2 separate regions of the Homo sapiens genome follow, and region 2 is linked to region 1. A link is a loop called in an ENCODE intact Hi-C map of the cell type or tissue named here. Cell type or tissue: endothelial cell of umbilical vein. All regions are shown on one strand. Links, peaks and the distances in the headings refer to the core of each region. The heading gives the core; the rest is flanking DNA.

What was found. A loop is a pair of places that touch in the nucleus more often than their neighbours do. Peaks named below come from ENCODE experiments on the same cell type or tissue, not always from the same donor. Only the 100,000 strongest peaks of a DNase experiment are listed, where the experiment ranks them.
Region 2: a loop joins it to region 1, with 16 times the contacts of the local background. A loop is called at or near these places in 3 of 110 quality-filtered maps.

The regions. Positions count from the first base shown.
Region 1 is chr10:25,676,502-25,689,100 of GRCh38, reverse strand. All of the region lies in intron 1 of LINC00836 (long intergenic non-protein coding RNA 836), which reads right to left. Among named protein-coding and RNA genes, the nearest start is that of LINC00836, 31 kb to the right of the region's middle. In endothelial cell of umbilical vein, for the core only: a CTCF peak has its summit at 6,318; no DNase peak of the experiment used is centred there.
Region 2 is chr10:25,517,917-25,530,515 of GRCh38, reverse strand. The region is part of intron 5 of GPR158 (G protein-coupled receptor 158); the gene reads right to left. Among named protein-coding and RNA genes, the nearest start is that of LINC00836, 130 kb to the left of the region's middle. In endothelial cell of umbilical vein, for the core only: a CTCF peak has its summit at 7,368; DNase peaks (open chromatin) are centred at 7,365 and 8,005.

The sequences.
Region 1 (12,599 bases), core at 3,112-11,111:
GGACTTATACATGTATATAGACACAAATATAGACATTATGTAAAGTCTAATATAATGTATTAATACAAGAATAATAACTATATATAGTATAAACAACATATATACTATACATATATACATATTGTATATGCTGTATATATACACTCTATAATATATACTATGTTATATATGCTGTATATATAGTATGCATACAACATATATACTGTATAAACTATATATAGTAGTATATAATATTATATATAGTATAGGATATATAGCATACTACATTATAATATATAGTATTTAATCTTATAGTATTCTATGTAGTATATATAGTATTCTATATATAGTATTATAGTATTCTATACTATATTATATATAATTTACTGTATTAACATACTATATATCATACTAATATAATGTACTATACTAGTACCTATAATATACTATATATAATATATAAATATACTATAAAACAGTATTATATTTGTTATGTTATAGTATTAATATAGTATCTACACTACATGTAATATAGAGTATATATAGCATATACTATATAGTATATATTATATAGCCTATATATAATATATATAGTAAATATAGTATATAGTATATGTATATATTGTCTATATAGTATATACTATATAGAATGCCATACTACACATATATAACCTTTAGTGTATATGATGTCATATTACATATATAATAAACAAACATACATGCACATGTATAAGTGGATGTGCATTTATTTGTTGATGAATTGTTTCTAACCAGTAAGAATTTAAGCTCCATGATGGGAGGGACTTTTTTTTACTCTGAATCTTTATTGCACATCCTAAGTTTTGGTAATATTTGGTGAATGAAATATGTTGTAATGAATGTATAAATGACAGTTAAACTTAATATTTTTCCAGTTAAACTGCATGTATGCCTCTGTGTATTCCTATATGTCCATAAAAAGCAATGTTTTGAAATACAAGGACCAGAAGATGCCTGCCTTAGAAAAACCTAAGGATCTTGTTTAAAATGCCTATTTCGAGGCAGAGACACTGAGTCTGAACGCCTGCGGATGGGTTCTAAAATCTGCTTTGATAGCAAAGTCCTCATGAGATGCTCTCACCAAAGCGTGAGATCCAGTGGTCTGTGAAGTCCTATGAAAGAATGGATACAAGAGAAATGCAGATTACTATATTCCCTCCAAGGCTTCACTTCCCTGTTTTGATGGAGAGATAGCATGTCACCTAGAATAATGCAGGAAAAAATCACTAGAACCAAATGATACCATGCAAACAAAACACATCAGTGGTGATGTATTGTGATTATGATCAGCCCTTCTTTACACAAATTTTAAGAGACTCCAAGTCTCCTGGGTTTACACAACCAGTGTTATAATTGGACAGCCGGGCTCTTTGTCATTTCCCAGGCTCTCAAAATTAGATAATTTAAAAAACATCCACAGCAGCAGAAACCACAGCAATAAAACTAATGGCAATTTTCTTTCCTTCTGAGAAGAGTTCCCTGTCTTTGGGTCTTCTGTTTAACCCTATGTGGGGTTTTATCTAACAAGCATGCAAGACCTGGAGATCTTGCATGAACCTAACAACAGAGACTCCCAGACTCTAGGTGAGCCCAGTGATGATGAAGCAATCCTCAGGGGAGTCTGGAACTTGGGCCTGGGTGTTCAAGTCACCCATGCTTCAAAGTAATTGATAATTATTTTTACCTATTCTTTCATTCCAAAATATTTACCAATGGTATATGGGGTTATTATAACGATATACATTATCGTCATCATTGCTAACTTCTTTGGACATTTACTATGTATCTGGTTCTGTTGCCATTTATGTTGTTAACTCATTTAAACATCACTGCAACTCACTGAGGAAGGTACTGTTGTTATCATCCCCCATTTATAGAAGAAGAACACACAGCACAGAAAGCTACTACATAGATGCTGAAGTAATAAATCAAATTGAGTCAAGGCACTTACATAATGGGAAAAAACCCCACAATTTCCATAGAAGAAAATCATTTCAAGTTATTTTGGACCAAGGACAAAAAGGGTTCAGACAGGGGAATTATGGAGAGATGAACATTTAAGCTGGATATTAAAATTTTATAGGAATTATAGACTCAGAAATGATGTGTGGAGAAAAAAATGGGCTGTGAGGAGGAGGGGGAAGGCATCCCAGGCAGAAAAATCCTCAACAGTGTATCCATGCAAAAATGAGCATCTGGACCCTTGAGTGGGACGCACCAGTGCCCACCAGGATTTGGGGTTTCAAGGGTATTACACTTTGCTGGACTTGAGGCCTTGCCTTGAACTCTTGAGTTTCTCTGTTCACCAGTGGGATCAGTTGGTTAGTCCCGATTCCCAAATTAGCCTGGACATTGACCACAAAGCATAGGAACAAGATTTTAGTAAAAGTTTTTAAATACCATATGTTATACAGTAAATTAACTCAGGAGTGGGGTCCATACCTCTGCTTCTGGGCCCTAGAACAGGATTTGAAGCTCTACCTTCTGGGCGATGTCTTCAAGTCTCCTGTTACCCAGAGAAAGAGAGCAGCAGAGCTCAGAAACCCAGCACGGCAGGGCTGCAGATCGAAATGCCTCCTCTTCCGACAGTATTTTCACGCACCCTCAAGATTAAGAATCCCTGCTTTTTTTTTTTTTTTTTTTTTTTTTTTTTTTTTTTTTTTTTTTGCTAACTGCACTGTTTCTTTTCTCTCTTGGTTTCATTTTTGATCTGAAACAAACAAACATTGGATCCTGTGAGAACCAGCTAAGTTGCTGCTCTGTCCTTTGGGTTGAGAAAGCTGGGGAGAAATTCACTGAAGACTAATTTAAATCATTTCCCACTTTAGACCCTCACTGAAGAGTATTAGAAACATCTAGGTTGAGAAAGATTTGTATCCTTTCATCATAAAGAATAGCTTCTTCACTTTATACTTGTTAGGAAAAAAATTTCTCTGGAATGCAAATAACAGAATCCTACATAGAAATAGGATTAAAGAGTGAGACAGGGTAGGGTGGGGTGGGCTACAGGGTGGAAATGTGTGTGTTAGGAGAGAGAAAGGAGGGGGATAAAATATTATCCATAAAGTTGGGCTCTCCATCTGGGGCTGATGGAAGAAGAAATTTGCCTACCTTCATTGTGTAGGATTTGAAGTCCTGGTACCCAAAGGCAAAGCATCTTTGTGGGGTGTGTTCCATATCATTAACCCTGGTCATGCATGGCATTTTTCCTGGAGATAATTTCCTCTCCTAGTCTATCAATGTCAAAAATGAAATATTTAGAGTCTGTAGCTGTTCTACAAGAAAGCTACATGAAACATTGTAGCTTCTTAAGTTAAATGACTGATCACCCTCAATCACGTAATTCAGGCCCCACATGGGGAGGGGGTGGCTAACTACACAGCCTTGTTATCTATGTAATTCCTGATTTCCTTTCTTCCTACTTTCTTCTTTCTTTATGCAATGTAAGCTATAAGTACCTGGGGTAATATTAAGGTTTTACTGGGAGTATAAAATAAGAGTATGTGGACATGCAAAAGCCAAGCTCAACCATATGTAAACAAAGTCATCCTAAGTTATATTTGATAAAAGGGTGGATATAGACTATGAATGCCAAAGTTCAGAGACCAGGACAAAGCTAAGGAAGGGAATGGCCTTTAGCGGGTGCTCAAGATGGGAGGTTGGTTGAGACAAGGCTTGTGACAGGGCATCGACAACAGTCTGGGGGAGGATGCAGGGGCCTTCCAGCAGGGAGGCAGCCAACCACATCAAGGTGCATCCCCACAGGTCAGTGCGCATCCCGCGGATTCATGCCATTGTGTGCACTTGGTTTTCCACTATGCTTTCACTTCCAACAGCCAGCACCTGTACCTCTTTGAGTCCTGTGCCTGGGCCAGTGCCGACTTGGGTGAAGGTTGCCAGAGTCTGCTTTCTGCACACATGGGTGACTCTTATCCAGTGGCTCTGTGTGCTGGAGTATAAGTACTCCAGTTCTCTTACCCCTAATGGGACAGTTTGATGTGGGAACTGCTCTACCTTCAAAGCTCTCCTGTGAGGTTGAGCCAAACTCACCTTCCTGGAGACTTCACCTGGTAATTCAGCCTTGCTTACCTCACTTCCCATTCCTGTTCCACTTCCCCACTCACCTACCAGTTTTTCCTGGTAATACATTCTGAAAAATCACTTTCACGTGAATCCTTGTCTCAGAGTCCATGTGCTTCTAGGGAACCCAACCAGAATGCTTGGCAGGCATGTTCCAGTCAAGACAGGTGAGCCAGATTACTACAGCTCAGTGATATTAGCCTTGCAGATCATTTTTTCTCCTCCACACCCACACTTTCATTCCATGATCACCAAACAGCTTCCAACTATAAACCCTCTTTTCATGTGGCTTTTATACAAAGAGAGAAGGCAGAAAGAACATTTCTAGCTCACCTTGGCAGTTTTATTTCACAGTGTACATTTGGAGCTCTGGATTATGTATTAGTCTCTCAAGTGCCATCAATGCAACTCTGGCCCCAAGAGTCAGACCACGCCTGGGAAATTGACAAGTCATATTTTAAAACCTGCAAAAGCTGAGATATTTTAGAACCACATCAGGTGTCACCTTGAGAGAACTTGTTTGGAAACCACTTAGCTTTCCTTGGTAGTTTCTCTATTAGGTTGCTCTTTAGTCACCAGAAGCTGCAGTGTTGGAATCTCCTGGCCAGGTAGAGTTGAAAACGTGAATAGTAAATGTTTCCCTCATCTCCTTGAGAGGGGTCCTCTCCCTTATTGCTGTCATTTTAATGTTTGTCCCTTCCACAACTCATGCTGAAATTTAATTCTTATTGTAGGAGTATAAAGAGGTAAGACCCTTAAGAGGTGGTTAGGCCATAGGGCTCTACCTTCATGGGTGGAACTGGTACCTTATAAAAGGGCAAGTTCCACCCCATCTTGCCTTCTTGCCTTCCACCATGTGAGGATGCAGCACAGACGCTTGCACTTGCACCAGATGCTGGCACTTTGGTCTTGAACTTTCCAGCCTCCAGAACTGTGAGCCAATACATTTCTCTTTGTAATAAATTACCCAGTCTCAGCATTCTGTTAGAGAAGCACAAAATGAGCTTGGGCACCTATCTGAAAAGTGGGCAACTTATTCAGTCAGAATTTTTAGAGATAGACCCAAACACTGGGGTCAAGTTTCTTGGCTTGTGTGTTTTGTTTGTTTGTTTCTTTGCACCCTTTGCCTTCTCAGTTCAAGTGATCCTGGTGCCTCAGCCTCATGAGTAGCTGGGATTACAGACATGTGCCACTCTACACCTGGCTAATTTTTTGTATTTTCAGTAGAGACAGGGTTTTACCTTGTTGGCCAGGCTGGCCTCGAACTTCTGGTCTGAAGTGATCCTCCCACATCAGCCTCCCAAAGCACTGGGATTACAGGCATGAGCTGCTGCACCCAGCTTTTTGTTTGCTTTTTGAGACAAGGTCCTGCTCTGTGACTCAAGCTAGAGTGACAGTGATGTGTTCTCTGCTCACTGCAATCTCCACCCACTGGGGTCAAGCAATCCTCCCACCTCAGCCTCCCGGTAGCTGGGAAAGTTCCTTGGCTTATTGTGCAATTCAAAGAATCTCTTACTTACATTCTGTGAGCTCTAACCATTGTGTATTAAGAAGAGAAACACAAGTCTATTCTTGCGGACGCATTGAAAGTATGAAGTAAAAACACAAACACAGAAATCTGGAGCACTCTTGTCTTTGTCTCTCCACAACAGGCAGAATCCCAATCTAATCTTTTGCTTCTGTGCAAAATTAGTATATGGGAAGTTTTTTTTTTTTAAAGAAGGCTTAAATTTTGATTAATAAGTTCCCTCTAAGATCTTTAAAGTGATTGATTATAATGATTAAAAAGTGCTTATAAGTAGAGTCACACACTATGAACACAAAATAACCATATTACTATATTTTCCCAGATATACTTTGCTTCACAAGAATCTTAGTTGAGTGGAAGGTACTATAAGTTTCATTTAGTTTTTCTATTTCTATACAGAAGTGCCAAATTCCTGTGCAGCATTTAATTCCCTTGCTTTCCTCTTAAACATCCGTTACAAACTGGTGCTCAGGTGAGGTCATTCGCATGACTGAGAATGTGGGATCATCAGCTGTCAACTGTCAGTATAGAGAGACCAGCATTGAAGGAGGAAGCTGTTCTCAGCTATCGTGCTGAGCAAGGTCTCACCCTTTCTGACAAAGGTTTGAAATTTTGCTTTCTCGGCCTCTGCTTTTTGAGCTACAGAATTCATGAACAGGCAGCCGGCTTCCCCTTGCACTTCTGGGCTGGAACCACTGAGGGATGCTGCTGTATCGAGTTCCACCATGGAGATACAAAACTGAAAGTTGGGAAAAATCAGTGGCGATGAGATCACTCCCCTCTGTGTGTCTTTCCATTTCAGGGGACTGTTTTTCAGTGAAAACTCCAGACACTGACAACCATCATTCACAGCCTGCCTCTTTCAGAGCCAGGGCAGAGGCCAGGGCAGGTGGGAGAAATACTTTTCATTCTGCAAGGCTGCCTGTGCTGTGGAAAGAGATGCCAGAAATAGACCTGGGAAAAAGAGGAGAATGGGGACTTAGCAGATGCTTGGAGCCGTTTCTCTTGATAAATATATCTGTCCACTTCCCACTCTTGTCCGTGTCGCTGAAGGCCATTAGCACTCTATTTCTGTCTCTGCGGAGGCTCCGGGCCTGGCCCACCCTACCTCCCCTCCTGGAAGATGACCTCAAGAGGGCAGCACTCCTGGGATGAGGGTCTGACATCATGAATTATTTTTATCCCAGTGGATTGCAATATCATAACAGCACGTATCTTGTGCCAGAAAGTGGCCCCACTGCTGATAAAGAAGATACATTATTTCAAAGGTAAACTCCTTGATCTCAAAATGCCTCCCAAGGTATGCTATTTAAAGCCGTTGCAAAACGAGTAACAAAAATAGACACATCTTGAGTGTGGCCTGGAGAACAATGTAATATCTTCTCCAGTTTCCTAATCACCACAAGAAGGCCTTATGAAAAGACAGTCGTATGTCTAGATAAGGTAGGCAGCCACTTGGCTAGATTAGAATTGAGGGCCAAGAAAGGTGTCCTATCACTCCAGATCTATGCAAAGCTATCCTCTCTGCTTTCCTTACTCTAAAAAATTCTCTTACTGTGGATTCCTTTGGGTTCCATTGTGCTCTAAGAGGGGAAGCTGAATAACGCATGAAGCTGCAGCAACACCTAAGCATGATCCCTAACTGGAGAGCTGTGGATTTTAACGCAGTAAAAGGAAGAGAGTTCAAGGACAATGTGCACTAGAGGATCCAGCAAGAGGCCACTCAACAACTGGCAATATTTGGAGAAGGTTGGTGTAAGACCAGAAAATACCTGGAGCACCAAGCGGGCACAAAAGACAAACTTCAGGCAACAGAGCTTCATTAAGCTGTACCTTGTGAAATTCCCAGTTTGGTTGGCCAGAATTGGTCAAAAACCAGCTCTGGAGTCAAGCAATCCTGAAGATAAGTTGGACCTGACAGTAGTGGTGAGTGGCCCTCCTGCAATCCAGGACTGCCAGCTCTGGAACTCTTAGAATATAGTGCCTGTATTTATCAGCCCTCTCAGGCATCTGGGTGTCATCTTACATCCTTTAAACTCAGTGGGTTTTGGTGTCAATTATTCTTAGCCTCTTTTCTCTTTAACACACCTAACAGATGACACTTCCATGCAAGGCACCTTCATCAGTAATGTGGCCACAGTGTTGGCAGTTACACAACTAAAAGAGGTGAGAGTCTAGGCACATTTCCTGAGCTGCTCTAATTCCATCTTTCTTGTCAGGTTACCCTGTGGTGTGGAGAGAGAAACCGTTTAAGAACATCTGGTGTAGAAGATCAGGAATATGAAAGAGGCTTCAGGAACAAGGTTTTATTGGGAAAATTTATCAGCCTCTCTACTACAGATCAATAAAAACTGACATTAAAATCTAACTGGGTTGGGCTTAATCTGAAGGTTTCTGTGAGACAGAATCGTGGGTCTTGTCATCTGCATGGAGATTCGCTCAAATAGATGATGGTACAAAAGAAACACCCCTGGCCAGGCGCAGTGGTTCGTGCCTATAATCCCAGCAGTTTGGAAGGCCAAGGCCGGCAGGTGGTTTGGGCCCAGGAGTTCAAGACCAGCTTGGACAACATAAGGAGACCTCATCTCTACTAAAAATTAAAAAAAAAAAAATTAGCTGGGCATGGTAGCATGTGCCTGTGGTCCCAGCTACTTGGGAATCCCAGCTACATGGGAACTTGAGCCCAAGAGATTGAGGCTGCAGTGAGCCCTGATCGCACCACTGCACTCCAGCCTGGGTGACAGGGTGAGACTCTCTGTCTCAAACAAAAATCAAACAAAAGAAACACTCCAAGAAAAGAGCCAACTCTGGTTTATGACTCTGTACCCTTAGGTTGAATGCCAAGTTCATGGGAATCATCCGAGAAGCCGGGACAAGAGCTGCTGTTGATGGGAGGCTGTGAATTGTGCTTTTAGTGACTCGCTAAGCATAGAACACTGACACTCAGGGCACACTGGGTGCTGCAATTTCCAGAAGGGAAAGGAAATAAAAAGGGTTCACCTTCTATGTCTCAATTTTATCTCTTATTAACAGGAACAGCTGGATAGAGTACACAGATATGCTGCTGTGTGAGTCCCTGTGGAAAGGTACCTCCTGGGGATCACCAGCAGGAAAAGTCCCTCAAACACAGAAAGCTTGGAGGGGACTGATCCGACAGAGTCAAAGACACTTAGGCTGTTTCATGTTCAAACATTAGAGAATTTTTATAAAATCATATAGCAGAATTTAAGAATTTCTTAGAAAATAGATGGGATAGATACCAAACACCAAAATCCGATCACATTTATTATGACTTTTTCGTGCTTATTTCTCTCCTCTTTTCACTTACCAGTGAATAGCCACATAATTATCCTACTAAACCAATCCATAAGGCTTCCTGGGATTCAGCCCAGGGTTTTTAGCTCTAGGAAGCCTTCCTTTCAATTCTGACAAAGTGGTCATACCTCTTGGTGTTTTCATCGCTATTCAAATACACAGTATTGAAAACACAGATTGATATCCTGCCAGCCTCTCATTTGATCACCCCAAGGTGAACAGATTTATGAGCTGTGACTATAAGATAATGAGGACGCTTTTTATAAACTCTCTCTTAGAGTGATACCAACAGGGGCACCAACTATACTTTGAATAATAACCTCATCTTGAGAATAAATGTACAGGCTCCCACAGAGTCTATCTTGAAGGAAAAATTCATTTGTTTGCTTAAGTTGTGGTCTGTATACTCATATGTCAATTTTATTTCTCTAAATTTACAAATTTCTGGACCTTGATGAGCATAGATATCTTTGGGGAAATGAATACTACATATTGCATTTGAAAGACTTTGTAAGTTAGAGTTCAACTTCTCTTTGCAGAAAGTTTCTCATGTAATTAAATGCAGCGCATGAGGATTTTAGCCCTCTACACTAACTACAGTAGCTAAAACTAGAGTGTTAGAAATGGTACTTTTACGAGGCTCTTAAATGCAGGTACAACATTCAGAGTTTAGGAGCTGTCTTTGGAGCCGGGCACCCCTAGACTGGAGTGGAGCCATTCACCAGCATTGGCAGGACCAACCAGAGTTTAGGATTGCTTGTCTCCAGAGTTGATGATTTTTACCATTTCTGGCTTCCAAATAATGGCATTTCATATGATTCAACTTAATTTTAAGCTTCACTGCCTTAAGCTTATGCCTGTAATTATAACCATGAACCAATATTTAATTTTTGTAGGCAGGTTACTGTAGTTAGTGTAGTACTACAGAACAGAAGACATATCCATGATTTAAAAGTTCAGGAGCACACTGTATGTTTTTGAGTCATTAGTAAATGTCATAAAGTACAAATATCAAAGCTCAGGTCCAAAGTAACTTACATGTTCTGTAAAGGTCTGAGCAATGTGGATACATGATAATTTCCCTACCATAAAAAAACCCAAGAATTTTTCTCTCTGACCCCTCCTCCACACAGTGTTAAACTGGAGGCTGATGTTCATTTGACAATGAGCATGAAAGTGAAATGATGACTCCCAGATATAATTACAGAGAGTTACACACGACATGGTAAATGCCTTTCAAAACCATTTGGTCTGCAGAAATTCTATTTGGCTTACAGTGAGACGTCAATCCCATCAATTTTTATCTGTTGTTTATTTAAGTCTTCTTTACCCCACAAATTTTGTTTTGTTGAGTCATCTCCCAAAGCTGAGTGGAAATCAACTACCACCCAGGGAAAATATACTCAGATATCTCATGAATTTGCTTTGTTATACAGGCATCTTAAGGACAAACAGAAAGGAGAAGTCAATTGCAACTGGGCTCAGATTGAGTAATTGGTTTTAATTTTATTTATGCTCCAAGGAAACAACTTCATTTAAAAAACATGAGATCTTTTAGATTGTGTGGTACACTTTAATTTACTTCTAGTGAGATGATCATTTTTTTCCCAAATTAAAAAGACAACTTTTTACTTTTGTTATTGATCTCTGTACATGTGAATTGACTGGGTAACAAAGATAATTTTGAATCTCAAAATTTACTCTAATGCTTTCCAAACTTTTATTTTATTTATTTATTTATTTATTTATTTATTTATTTGAGACAGGCTCTTGTGCAGTGACATGATCATAGCTCTCTGTAGCATTGAACTCCTGGGCTCAAGCTATCCTCCCACCTAAGCCTCCCAAGTAGCTAAGACCAAAGGCATGCACCACCATGCCTGGCTAGGTTTTTATTTTTATTTTTATTTTTAATAGAGATGGGGTCTCCCTATGTTGCCCAGGCTGGTCTTGAATTCCTGGGCTCAAGCAATTCGCCTGTCTCAGCCTCCCAAAGTGCTGGATTATAGGCGTGAACCACTGTGCCAGCCACTCACCAAACTTTCTTAATGCACTGGAGAAATTCTTTAATAGATCACAGCATAATGTATACTTGGGATGAAATAATTATCAATGAGACCATTAACATTTCAAACAGTATTCTTGATAAAAGCACTTTTGGCGGCCTCTTTTTTTGGTCAGATTGATTATATGAAGATTGCTTTTATTGAAGATGTGGTTGGCAGAGGGATCGTGCAAAAACAAAGACAAATGGTAATGTCATTTTCTTCTTCACTTTTGCTGAAATTGTTAGCATTGTCATGGATGTATACATTTTTAGCAAAAATCTTTTCAAGTCAATTGTTTCTTTTGTAATGATCTATAATTAGATAAATATAATCCATAAATTCATTTCATTCAGCATGAATGCAAATTGCAATGCATCACTGTGCACTGAAAGATCACTGGGGCAGGGACCACCATCAGCTCCTACTTGTGAGATTCCCTTTCCTACTTTATAGGAAATTCCTGGAAATCCCTAGAAGATATCTAAATCATAGACTAATGAAGGCCCCAGCATCAGCTACTATTTTAAATACTGTAAAATAAATTTTCTATTTTCTGATAAAGAAAGCTGATAGAAGTAGAATACCAACATTTCTTCCTAAACTCAAATGAATGGTCCTATTAGATGACCAGCTCTCAAATGGTGATACCATGAGCCAATGGCATCAGAATTATTAGCAATAATTATTTTAAATGTAGATTTCCAGGATCTACTCTGGATGCATTTTTTTCAAGTCTTTTAATGAGCAATCCAACGAGTAATCGTCATTTAATAATAATACATACCGATCATATATTGTTTGACAGACACTTTTCTAAAGCTTTATGTGTATTAACTAATTTTTTTTCTTTTTTGGGGACAGGGTTGCCGAGGCTGGAGTGTAATGGTGCCATCAGGGCTCACTGTAGCCTCAACCTGCAGGGCTCAGGTAATTCTCTGGCCCCAGCCTTCTGAGTAGCTGGAACTAAAGGTGCATGCCACCATACCCGGCTAATTTTTGTATTTTTGTTGTTGTTGTAGAGATGGGGTTTCACCATGTTGCCCAGGCTGATCTTGAAGTCCTGGGCTCAAGTGATTTGCTCCCCTTGGCCTCCCAAAGTGTTGGAATTACAGGTGTAGGCCACCATGCCCAGCCTTGTATTAACTAATTTAATGTTTAGATCAACATTATGAGATATATACTGTTATTATGCCAGTTTCACAAGTGGAGAAATGGAGGCACAGAGAGGTTAAGTAACTTGTCCAAGGCTACATGCTATGAACTGGCTGTGAAGTTAATTTTCGTATTAACTTAACCAGGTCATGCAGTGCCCAGATTAAGCCTTATTTCTGGGTGTGTCTGTGGGGGTGCTCCAGATGAGATTAGCAGTAGCATCAGTGGACTCAGTAAAGCAGATGGCTCTGCCCAAGGCAGGTGGGCGCCATCCAGTCCACTGAGGGCCCAAAGAGCACAAAAGGCAGAGGGAGGAATAACTTGCCCCCTTTTATTTCTGCCTCACTATCTGAGCTGAGACATCTCATTCCACCTTTCCTGCCCTTAGACTGGGCTTAGCAGCAGTGGCTCCCCTGGCGCTTTGAACTGGGACTTAATTACACCACTGACTCTCCTGG
Region 2 (12,599 bases), core at 3,009-11,008, 160 kb after region 1:
GGGCAAGGACGCTTAGCTGCAGATACTTCAAAAGGCTGTCAGATGGGCCTCCTGCCTTTCCAGTGTCCAGTCAGGTGTGAGGTCCTGTGGATTCTACATCCGTAATAATATTTTATCGCTACAGGTCATTTTGAGCTGCTCTTACACTTCACAGAAACAGAATCAAAGAGTGTGTGTTCCTTTGTGAGACTGAGTGACTACCGCCTTCTTGGTGCCGTAACCAGATTCACGCTGGCATTAAAATATGCCCACATATTGGGAAAGCCCTTGGAGTTCTGTGTTTGTTTTTTTAATAACACTTTTCACTTTTCTCATGTATTATCTTATTGAAGAAGCCACACAGTTACTGTTCCACTTCAGCTCATGAGGAGACCATCTCAGAAGTATAAGGACGACAAAGATCTTCAGCTGCCACCCATCTCCCGCCTCCCCACCTACAACCTATAAGAAGCAGAAGGGCTGAGGAGGCAAAAGGGGGAGAGGATGAGTCTAGACATTTTCAGTGGTGACAAACTAAAGCAGTAAGATACGAAAGGCCAGTAGGTTTTAATTTTCCTAATCAAACGGATGGAAAAGTGAGACAAAAATATATGAAAACAATTGTTGGTTGCTTGGCAGTTGTTAGGGGAGCAAGAGAAAAATATGGGCAGAACGGGGCAGGTCTAGGCACTGGAACCAAGGCCTGCTACTCAAAACAGAGGGAAACTTGAAAGTGAAAGATCAGGCCATGGTCCCAGTGGCCAGGAATGAAAAAGGCTGTCGTGAGAGTGACTTTTCTCAGGCCAAGGCATAGTATTCCTGTTTCCTTTAACCCCATCTCAATCTTCACATCTAAGTGATTTGGGTGTTCATGTGTCTCACCACAATTTCTTGGCATTGTTTTTTATTAGTAACCTTTATATTGCGCTTTTATCTTGTACTTGTATCTGAGAGTAAAATAATGAAGCACAAGTAAAGGCAATATCTGAGTAACGGGGGCAACCTCCAATCCAACTTGCCACTCCCCGATCCCTGCAATGAGAGGCTTCCAAAAGATGCTTTTTGATAAGAAGTCTTTCTATGAATTCCAAATTATTCACTTTATCTTTTATGTCCATTGATTTGTATATACTCTCAAATTGATTTTTTTTTTGAGGAGTCTCGCTCTGTCACCGAGGCTGGAGTGCAATGGTGCAATCTCGGCTTACTGCTACCTCCGCCTCCCGAGTTCAAGTGATTCTCCTGCCTCAGCCTCCTGAGTAGCTGGGATTACAGGTGCCCGCCACCACGCCCGGCTAATTTTTTGTATTTTTAGTACAGACAGGGTTTCACCGTGTTAGCAGGACGGTCTGGATCTCCTGACCTCGTGATCCGCCTGCCTCAGCCTCCTAAAGTGCTGGGATTACACGCGTGAGCCACCATGCCTGGCCGTATGCTCTCAAATTGTTGCCTAACCTGGTTGTTACTTCCTCCCATATATTTATCCAGTTGTTTCAGCACCGTTCGTTGAAAAGACTTTACTTTCCCTGTTGAATTACCTTGAAACTTCCATAACAAGTCAATTGACAGTATATGTGTAGATATATTTCTGGTTGCTTTATTTTGTCCCATTGATCTATTTCTCTCTCCTTAGGCCAATTAACACTGTATTAAGTCCTGTAACTTTAGAGTAATTTTTGAAATTCCATAGTATAAATCCTCTAGCTTTGTTCTTTTAAAACACTGACTTAGCTAGTTTGCATCATTTATTTTCTATATAAATTTTAGACTAAACTTGTAAATTACTAAAAGAAAAGCCCGCTGGGGTTTTGATTACAATTACAATGATTCTACAGAACAATTTGAAGAGAACTGACACCACTTAATTCATGAACATCATGTGTTTCTCTATTTAGGTTTCCTTTATATTCTCTTAACACTATATTCTAGTTGTCAGTGTAGATTTCTTGCACATTTTTTAATAAATCTACTTGTATGTATTTAGTGCTTTTAGGTACTATTGTAAATGTAATTTTAAAATATTCATTCTCCAGTTGTTTGCTACTGTATATAGGAATATCCTAGAACCCTGACAAATTCACTTATTAATTCTAACACTGAAGATTTCTTCAGGTTTTTTAATGTACCCAATTATGTTGTATGTATATTTTAAAAATATTTTAGTGCTTCCCATCTAATGCTTGGATCTCTCTCTATATATCTATATATATATAGATCCAATTTTCTAATACTTTGTTAAGGAATTTTGATAATTTTAATTCTATGTTCATAAGGGGTATTGTTTGTCATGTTCTTTTCTAATTATATCTTGGTCAGGTTTTAGGGTCAGTATGGTAGTATGAGCTGATATCAGGATATTGGAACAATATGAATTGGGGCGTATTTCCTTTTCCTCTATTTTCTGAAAGAGTTAAGATTGACACTATTCCATTCTTAAATGTGTAATAGAAATAGCTAAAGATATCTTTGTCTATAGCTTTATTTCTGAGAAGTCTTTTCATTATAAATTTATTTATATGAAAATGTGTATTCAAATTTCCTATCTCTTCTGTCAATTTTAGTAAGTTGTATTTTTCAAAAAGATTGTCCATTTCATCCAAGTTGTGGACTTTGTTGGCATCAAGTTTTATTGTAATACCAGCTTATTATCCTTTTAATCTCTGCAGGATCTCTAGCAATATTTTCTTTTTCATTCCTGATACTGGTAATTTGTGTATTCCATTTTTTTCTTGATCAGTCTTGCCAGAGGTTTATCAACTTTATAACTTAAAAAATAACAGCTTTTGGGTTTCTCTATTATATGTCTGATTTCAAGTAGATTCTTACTTTATTTTTTCCCTTATTCTACTTGTTTGGGGTTTGATTTGTTCTTTCTCTAGATGCATAGGGTAGAATCATAGTTCATATTTTTTCTAATGTTAGCATTTAATTCTGTAAAGTTCCCTATAAACACTGCTTTGGCTGCATCCTACTAATTTTGATATCTCACATTTTCACTATCATTCCATTTGAAATATTTCTAATTTCCATTTTCTTGTTTTACACGCTAATTGTTTAAAAATTGTTTAATTTCCAAATATTTGGGGCTTTTAAGTTAACATATCATTGATTACTAATTTAATTCAAATTGAAGTCATAGGATATTCTTTTTTTATCTCCATTTTAAAAAGTTTATAGGGATTCATTTTATGGTATACCATATGGTTATCTTGGTGAACATTTCATACGTACTTTAAAAAAATGTGTAGTTTTGTGTATATCAATTAGTTCATCTTTTTAAGTCTATACCACTTGTACAGTTTTGTTATTTATCATCATTATTTTGCACAAAGGTGTAAAAATCTCTGACTTGACTGTGAATTCATCTATCCTTTTAGCTCTGTCTTATCTTTTCCTTTATGCATTTTGAAGCTCTATTATTATGTGCATATATGTTTAGAATTGTCATGGCTTCCTGATGAATTGAGTTTTATCATCATGATAACATGTCCCTCTTTTTTTCTGTGAATATCTCCTTTCTTGAAGTCTATTTTGTCTGATATTAATATAACCATTCCAATTTTCTTATGACTGTATCTTTTGCAATCATGTTACTTTTATCTTATCTATACATTGTACAGCATATAGCTGGGGCTTGCTTTTTTGCCAGTCTGGTAATCTTTGCCCAATTGCTTCCCAGCCTGTGAGTGGGCTTCCAAAGCCCTGAGTCTCTCTGCAAGCCAGTCCATCAATCTTACTTCACTGGGGTTGTTTCTTGATTGTCTGGCATCTGTGGACCAGCTCTGCCTATGTAACTCAGCAAATTCCTCTGCCATCCAGTGGGCTGCAAACATACCTTCTGCAACAAGGTCTGAACCCCAGCTTTACAGAGGAAGCCTCTTTCCAAGTTTATCCTTTCTTGAGCATGCTCCTTCAGCCTTATATTATTGAGTTCTCTTTATATCTTTACAGTTATTGCCCTATCATAGTTTAACAACTCCTTACATAAACCCACTATCCAAATTACTGTACAGTTTCTGTCTCTTGATTGGATCCAGATGAGTACATCCGCCTCCTGTGGCCCCCTCCTTTTCATAATTTACCCCCTCAATTTCCAGCTTCTCTAGCAGGATCAAACTCTATCCTCTGACATCTTAAGACAAACAGATTGCAGCTTTTTGCTTAAGTGCTAGTCTTCACACACTACATAAACTGGGAGCGCCCTCTGCAAAAGAGTAGGTAATGTAGCCCCCTACCTAGTGCAGTTCCTTTATTAAAGGATTAAATCCCTTCTAGTTTCTGCCTGCTTTTGATAGTTTTTCAGTTTTTTCAAATAATTGTGTTTTTATATATTTTCCAGAGTTGTATCTGCTGGAAGGTCAATTCAACATAACTGCTCAGTTATTAGAACCAGAATTGCTATGACTTTTTTTTTTTTTTTTTTTTTTTTTTTTAGACAAAATTGGACTGTCGCCCAGGCTGGAGTGCAGTGGCAACGATCTTGGCTCACTACAACCTCTGCCTCCCAGGTTCAAGCAACTCTCCTGCCTCAGCCTCCCAAGTAGCTAGGTTTACAAGCACATGCCACCACATCTGGCTAATTTTTGTATTTTAGTAGAGATGGGGTTTCATCATGTTGGCCAGGCTGGTCTCGAACTCCTGACCTCAGGTGATCCACCCACTTCAGCCTCCCAAAGTGCTGGGATTACAGAAGAGAGCCACCGTGCCTGGCCCTACTATGACTTTTATAAATAGCTTTATTGCAGTGTAATTCATATATCATTCATTCATTTGAAGTATAGTCACAGAGTTGTACAATTACCACAATCAATTTTTGAACATTTCCCCACCTCAAAAATGAACCCCATAATGATTAGCAGTCATTCCCCCATTCTTCCCCTGCCACAGGCAGCCACTGACTAGTCTACTTTCTGTCTTTATAAATGTGCTAATTCTGGACAATTCAAGTAATGGAATCATGCAATCCATGGTCTTTTTTGATTGCTTTTTTTGATTTAGCACAATGTTTTCAAAGTTCATCCATACAATGTAGAGTACCATACAATGTATGCTACTGATATACTGTAGCATGTATCACTACTTCTTTCCTTTTTATTAATAATATTCCACTGTATAGATATAATACATTGTGTTTATCCATTCATCAGTTAATGAACATGCGAATTGCTTCCACTTTTGAGCTATTATGAATTATGTAGCTACGAAGATTCATGTGTAAGTGTTTTTGTGGACATATGCTTTCATTTCCCTTGGTTATATACTTAGGAATGGCATTGCTGAGTCATATGGTAACTCTGCTTAACATTTTGAGAAAATTTTCAACTGTTTTAGAGAGTGACTGCACCATTTTACATTCCTACCAGCAATGGATGATGTTTCCAATTTCTCTACCTCCTCGCCAACACTCATTGCCTATCTTTTTTATCTATCTTTTTTATTACAGCCATCCTTGTGGGTGTGAAGTGTTATCACATTGTGGTTTTGATTTGCATTTCCCTAATGAGAAATGATGCTGATCATCTTTTCATATGCTTATTGGCTATCTGTATATATTCTCCAGAGAACTGTCTATTCAGATCCTTTGTCTATTTAGTTGGGTGAATTGTCTTTTTATTATTGAGTTGTAATATTCTGGATATAAGTCCCTTATCAGACATATGACATACAAATATTGTCTCTTATTCTGTGTGCTTTCTTTTAACTTTCTTGGTAGTATAACTTGCAACATAGTTTTTGACTTTGATAAAGATCAACTATGTATTTCATCTTTTGTCACTTGTGATTTTGGTGTCATATCTAAGAAACCATTGCTTACCCCAAGGTCATAAAAATTTATATCTATGTTTCCTTCTAAAAGTTCTACAGTTTTGGCTCTTCCATTTAGGACTCTGAGCTGTTTTGAGTTAAATTTTATATGTGGTATGAACTAGGGATCCAACTCATTATTCTGCTTATGGATATCCAGTTCTTCTAGCATCATTTATTCAAAAGACTATTCTTTCCCCATTGAACATTCTTCACATGCTTATCAATTGACCACAAATGGAAAGATGTATTTTGGAACTCTCTAAATTTTATTCCATTGATCTTCATGTCTGTCTTATCTCAGTACCACATTATCTTGATCAGCACAGCTTTGTAGTAAGTTTGGTGGAAGTAAGGGAGTATGAGTCTTCCAATTTTGTTCTGCTTTTTGAAATTATTTTAGATATTCTGGGCCCCTTGCGTGTCCATATACATTTTAGAACGAGCTTGGAAATTTTAACAAAAAGATAGCTGGGTTTTCATAGGCTTGCACTGGATCTGTGGATCAATCTGGGGAGTACTGCTAACCTATTCAGTTTTCTAATCCATGAGTTCCATTTATGTAGTTCTTGAACGCCTTTTAATGATGTTTTGTAGTTTTCATTGTATAGTCTTGCACTTCTTTTATTAGATTTGTAAATATTTTATTCTTTTTCTAATGGAATTGTTTCATTAATTTCATTTTAGGATTGTTCATTGCTGGTATAAGAAAATTAAATTGCTTTTATATTCTGATCTCGTATTCTGCAACTTTGCTGAACTTATTAGTTCTAAAGATCTTTTTTTTGTGCATTCCTTAGAGTTTTCTCTCTATAAGATCGTTTCATCTGCAAATAGAGACAGTTTTACTTCTTCCTTTCTAAAGTAAAAGCCTTTTTTTTCTTCTTCTTCATTTTCTTGCCTAATTGCTGTGGCTAGAATCTCCAGCACAATGTTGAATAGAAGTTGTAACAGTATAAATCATTGTGTGATTCCTGATCTTAGAGGAGTATTCTACAGATGTCTGCTAGGTCTAGTTGGTTTATACTGTTTCCTTGTTGATCTTCTGTTTAGGTGTTCTATTCATTACAAAAAGTAGGGTACCGAAGTCTCCAAATATTTTGATTAAATTGTCTATTTCTCAGCTACACAGCTTTCTGTAGCAGAAAAACATTAGAATTCGAGGAGTCCAGCTACTGACCAAAACCTATGTCTGATTTTTCAGGCCCAACCACAGGCAATTATAAAAACTTTACCTGGCAAACCTTTTACGGGAACTCTGTCCTCCCCACCTGGTGCACAGTCTTGATGTACTGCAGTTGCTAGAGGGGGCTGCAGTCAAGGACTCAGGCTCCCTGGCTAGCCATGCTCTTACTCATGTCGCATTCCTAGCAGAGCTGTCTCCATCCAAGCCATCCAAGAGTTCTTCCACACAGAGGACCTTAAAGATGTTTTCTTCACTCTGACTCAGTACTCTTCCATTTCTAGCCCTTCTCCCAACCCCTGGATCCACAGGACTTCAGGAGCCTTTTGTTCAGGGCTCCCACTGCAGTGAGACATTCCCCATGCCTGTGTTGACCCATCTGACCCTTGTGCATGGTGCCATCCCATGGGGAAAAATGGAACAGCAGGGAAGACAGCACTTTCTTCAGTTCAGCCTCTTGCTTATACTAAGTGATGAAGGGCTTGACTGTTTCTTCCATTTCGGCTTGTTGCCTTAACCAGTTACTCTGACATCTAGCAGCTCAGCTTCTCCAGTTCAGCTCAGCTCTTGAAAGTACTTTTAAATACAATTTTACTTTTTTTAAGTTTAAAAAAAATAGAAATTGAGATTAATATAACCTTGACATCTGCACACCACACAAATTAATACGTGTATAAATTTTGTTACAATCACTATGGGTCTTTAAAAAACTGAAAACTTTACCCATATTAAGGAGAAGCTTCCTAATTCCCCTTCACAGTCCCATGTCTTCTACTTTCTCTAGAGGCAAGCACTAAAAAGTCTGACATAAAGCCATCCAGTACATGTTTTCTATGTTTGTTCCATTTATATGTATCCATAAATAATATATAAGCGTATTTTGTGAGTTTTCAAACTTGTATGTAAGTAGTCAATTGTGTTTCAGCCTTCTGCAACTCACAGGTCTGTCTTTATAGTGAATTCAATTACATAAATGCAATTTCCTCCAAGGCAAAGTCAAATCCAGATCCCTTTTCTCATTAGTCATTTCCCCCCAACATCTATATCTCATTACCAAAGCCAAAGAGAATTTGATGGAAGTTGGCATTGCCATCAACAGGGTTACAAGGGAAAAGGAGGCCATGACTCTGCTGGAATATCTCTCTTTATAAAAAAGTAAGCCTACAATTTCCTTGAAAACAGGACTCAGATGGATGTCCAGAGCTTTTTAAAAGCAGGCGATTTATTACATTCCCTGACCATGCCAAGCACTGGGAGGGTAACGGGGTTAACAGGAACTAGCTGAAAACGTGGATCTAAATATTTTGGGGAATTTCTCTAAAACTGCCAAGAAATGACAGAAGTGAGAAGTGCTGTTGAGAATACCTATGTCAATACTCTTAACTTACATAGTAAGAAGCTGAGACCCCAAAAGACTAAGTGACTTGTGCTAGGTCACACAACTGGCTACACCAGAATTATAACTCAGTTCTGATCCCTTGTTCTCTGCTTTTTACCCTAATTACTGGTTATTAAACTGGCCTCTGTGGAGACATCTCAGAGGTTATTTATGACAGTCAAAAGAGAAGATCAAGCAAGTGAGTTTCTGGGCCCTTATCTCCTTTCACCCACAGTGCCTCAACTCTGAAAAATTATCATCTTCTTATTGTCTATGTAGGATTCAATGACTACTCCTTCAATACCTTTTGGCAGCAGTTTTCATATAAACTAATATCTGTAGGATTTTTTTCTGCCATTGCTTTCATACCATCAGCAAGATAACAGTCTACTAAAGTCATTTGATGTGTGCTGCATTAGCATGGCCCATGTGCAAGGATGACACACAAATTCATGAAGCGTTCCATGTTTTACTGACCAGCAGCTCTTTCACCCCAGATCTTCCCTCTGACATAGTCTACCAAATGAGAAGAAACTAGAAAAACAATTCTGGTAATATGACAATACAAGGTTCTTTAATGCCCCCAAAAGATCACACTGGCTCACCAGCAATGGATCCAAACCAAGAAGAAATCTCTAAGTTGCCAGAAAAAGAATTCAGGAGGTCAACTATTAAGCTAATCAAGGAGGCACCAGACAAAGGTGAAGTCAAACTTAAATCAATAATATGATGCAAGTTAGGAAGGAAAAAAATCTTCAGTGAAATAGATAACAATAGAGGAGGGAGGAGCCAAGATGGCCGAATAGGAACAGCTCCGGCCTACAGCTCCCAGCGTGAGCGACGCAGAAGACGGGTGATTTCTGCATTTCCATCTGAGGTACCGGGTTCATCTCACTAGGGAGTGCCAGACAGTGGGCGCAGGCCAGTGGGTGCGTGCACCGTGCGCGAGCCGAAGCAGGGCGAGGCATTGCCTCACCTGGGAAGCGCAAGGGGTCAGGGAGTTTCCTTTCCGAGTCAAAGAAAGGGGTGACGGATGCACCTGGAAAATCGGGTCACTCCCGCCCGAATACTGCGCTTTTCCGACGGGCTTAGGAAATGGCGCACCACGAGACTATATCCCACACCTGGCTCGGAGGGTCCTACGCCCACAGAGTCTCGCTGATTGCTAGCACAGCAGTCTGAGATCAAACTGCAAGGCGCCAGCGAGGCTGGGGGAGGGGCGCCCGCCATTGCCCAGGCTTGCTTAGGTAAACAAAGAAGCCGGGAAGCTCCAACTGGGCGGAGCCCACCACAGCTCAAGGAGGCCTGCCTGCCTCTGTAGGCTCCACCTCTGGGGGCAGGGCACAGACAAACAAAAAGACAGCAGTAACCTCTGCTGTCCCTGTCTGACAGCTTTGAAGAGAGCAGTGGTTCTCCCAGCACGCAGCTGCAGATCTGAGAACGGGCAGACTGCCTCCTCAAGCGGGTCCCTGACCCCTGACCCCCGAGCAGCCTAACTGGGAGGCACCCCCCAGCAGGGGCACACTGACACCTCACACGGCAGGGTATTCCAACAGACCTGCAGCTGAGGGTCCTGTCTGTTAGAAGGAAAACTAACAAACAGAAAGGACATCCACACTGAAAACCCATCTGTACATCACCATCATCAAAGACCAAAAGTAGATAAAACCACAAAGATGGGGAAAAAACAGAACAGAAAAACTGGAAACTCTAAAACGCAGAACGCCTCTCCTCCTCCAAAGGAACGCAGTTCCTCACCAGCAACAGAACAAAGCTGGATGGAGAATGACTTTGACGAGCTGAGAGAAGAAGGCTTCAGATGATCAAATTACTCTGAGCTACGGGAGGACATTCAAACCAAAGGCAAAGAAGTTGAAAACTTTGAAAAAAATTTAGAAGAATGTATAACTAGAATAACCAATACAGAGAAGTGCTTAAAGGAGCTGATGGAGCTGAAAACCAAGGCTCGAGAACTACGTGAAGAATGCAGAAGCCTCAGGAGCCGATGCGATCAACTGGAAGAAAGGGTATCAGCAATGGAAGATGAAATGAATGAAATGAAGCGAGAAGGGAAGTTTAGAGAAAAAAGAATAAAAAGAAATGAGCAAAGCCTCCAAGAAATATGGGACTATGTGAAAAGACCAAATCTACGTCTGATTGGTGTACCTGAAAGTGATGCGGAGAATGGAACCAAGTTGGAAAACACTCTGCAGGATATTATCCAGGAGAACTTCCCCAATCTAGCAAGGCAGGCCAACGTTCAGATTCAGGAAATACAGAGAACGCCACAAAGATACTCCTCGAGAGGAGCAACTCCAAGACACATAATTGTCAGATTCACCAAAGTTGAAATGAAGGAAAAAATGTTAAGGGCAGCCAGAGAGAAAGGTCGGGTTACCCTCAAAGGGAAGCCCATCAGACTAACAGCGGATCTCTCAGCAGAAACCCTACAAGCCAGAAGAGAGTGGGGGCCAATATTCAACATTCTTAAAGAAAAGAATTTTCAACCCAGAATTTCATATCCAGCCAAGCTAAGCTTCGTAAGTGAAGGAGAAATAAAATACTTTACAGACAAGCAAATGCTGAGAGATTTTGTCACCACCAGGCCTGCCCTAAAAGAGCTCCTGAAGGAAGCGCTAAACATGGAAAGGAACAACCGGTACCAGCTGCTGCAAAATCATGCCAAAATGTAAAGACCATCGAGACTAGGAAGAAACTGCATCAACTAACGAGCAAAATCACCAGCTAACATCATAATGACAGGATCAAATTCACACATAACAATATTAACTTTAAATGTAAATGGACTAAATTCTCCAATTAAAAGACACAGACTGGCAAATTGGATAAAGAGTCAAGACCCACCAGTGTGCTGTATTCAGGAAACCCATCTCACGTGCAGAGACACACATAGGCTCAAAATAAAAGGATGGAGGAAGATCTACCAAGCAAATGGAAAACAAAAAAAGGCAGGGGTTGCAATCCTACTCTCTGATAAAACAGACTTTAAACCAACAAAGATCAAAAGAGACAAAGAAGGCCATTACATAATGGTAAAGGGATCAATTCAACAAGAGGAGCTAACTATCCTAAATATTTATGCACCCAATACAGGAGCACCCAGATTCATAAAGCAAGTCCTGAGTGACCTACAAAGAGACTTAGACTCCCACACATTAATAATGGGAGACTTTAACACCCCACTGTCAACATTAGACAGATCAACGAGACAGAAAGTCAACAAGGATACCCAGGAATTGAACTCAGCTCTGCACCAAGCGGACCTAATAGACATCTACAGAACTCTCCACCCCAAATCAACAGAATATACATTTTTTTCAGCACCACACCACACCTATTCCAAAATTGACCACATACTTGGAAGTAAAGCTCTCCTCAGCAAATGTAAAAGAACAGAAATTATAACAAACTATCTCTCAGACCACAGTGCAATCAAACTAGAACTCAGGATTAAGAATCTCACTCAAAGCCACTCAACTACATGGAAACTGAACAACCTGCTCCTGAATGACTACTGGGTACATAACGAAATGAAGGCAGAAATAAAGATGTTCTTTGAAACCAATGAGAACAAAGACACCACATACCAGAATCTCTGGGACGCATTCAAAGCAGTGTGTAGAGGGAAATTTATAGCACTAAATGCCCACAAGAGAAAGCAGGAAAGATCTAAAATTGACACCCGAACAACACAATTAAAAGAACTAGAAAAGCAAGAGCAAACACATTCAAAAGCTAGCAGAAGGCAAGAAATAACTAAAATCAGAGCAGAACTGAAGGAAATAGAGACACAAAAAACCCTTCAAAAAATCAATGAATCCAGGAGCTGGTTTTTTGAAAGGATCAACAAAATTGATAGGCCGCTAGCAAGACTAATAAAGAAAAAAAGAGAGAAGAATCAAATAGACACAATAAAAAATGATAAAGGGGATATCACCACCAATCCCACAGAAATACAAACTACCATCAGAGAATACTACAAACACCTCTACACAAATAAACTAGAATATCTAGAAGAAATGGATACATTCCTCGACACATACACTCTCCCAAGACTAAACCAGGAAGAAGTTGAATCTCTGAATAGACCAATAACAGGAGCTGAAATTGTGGCAATAATCAATAGTTTACCAACCAAAAAGAGTCCAGGACCAGATGGATTCACAGCCGAATTCTACCAGAGGTACAAGGAGGAACTGGTACCATTCCTTCTGAAACTATTCCAATCAATAG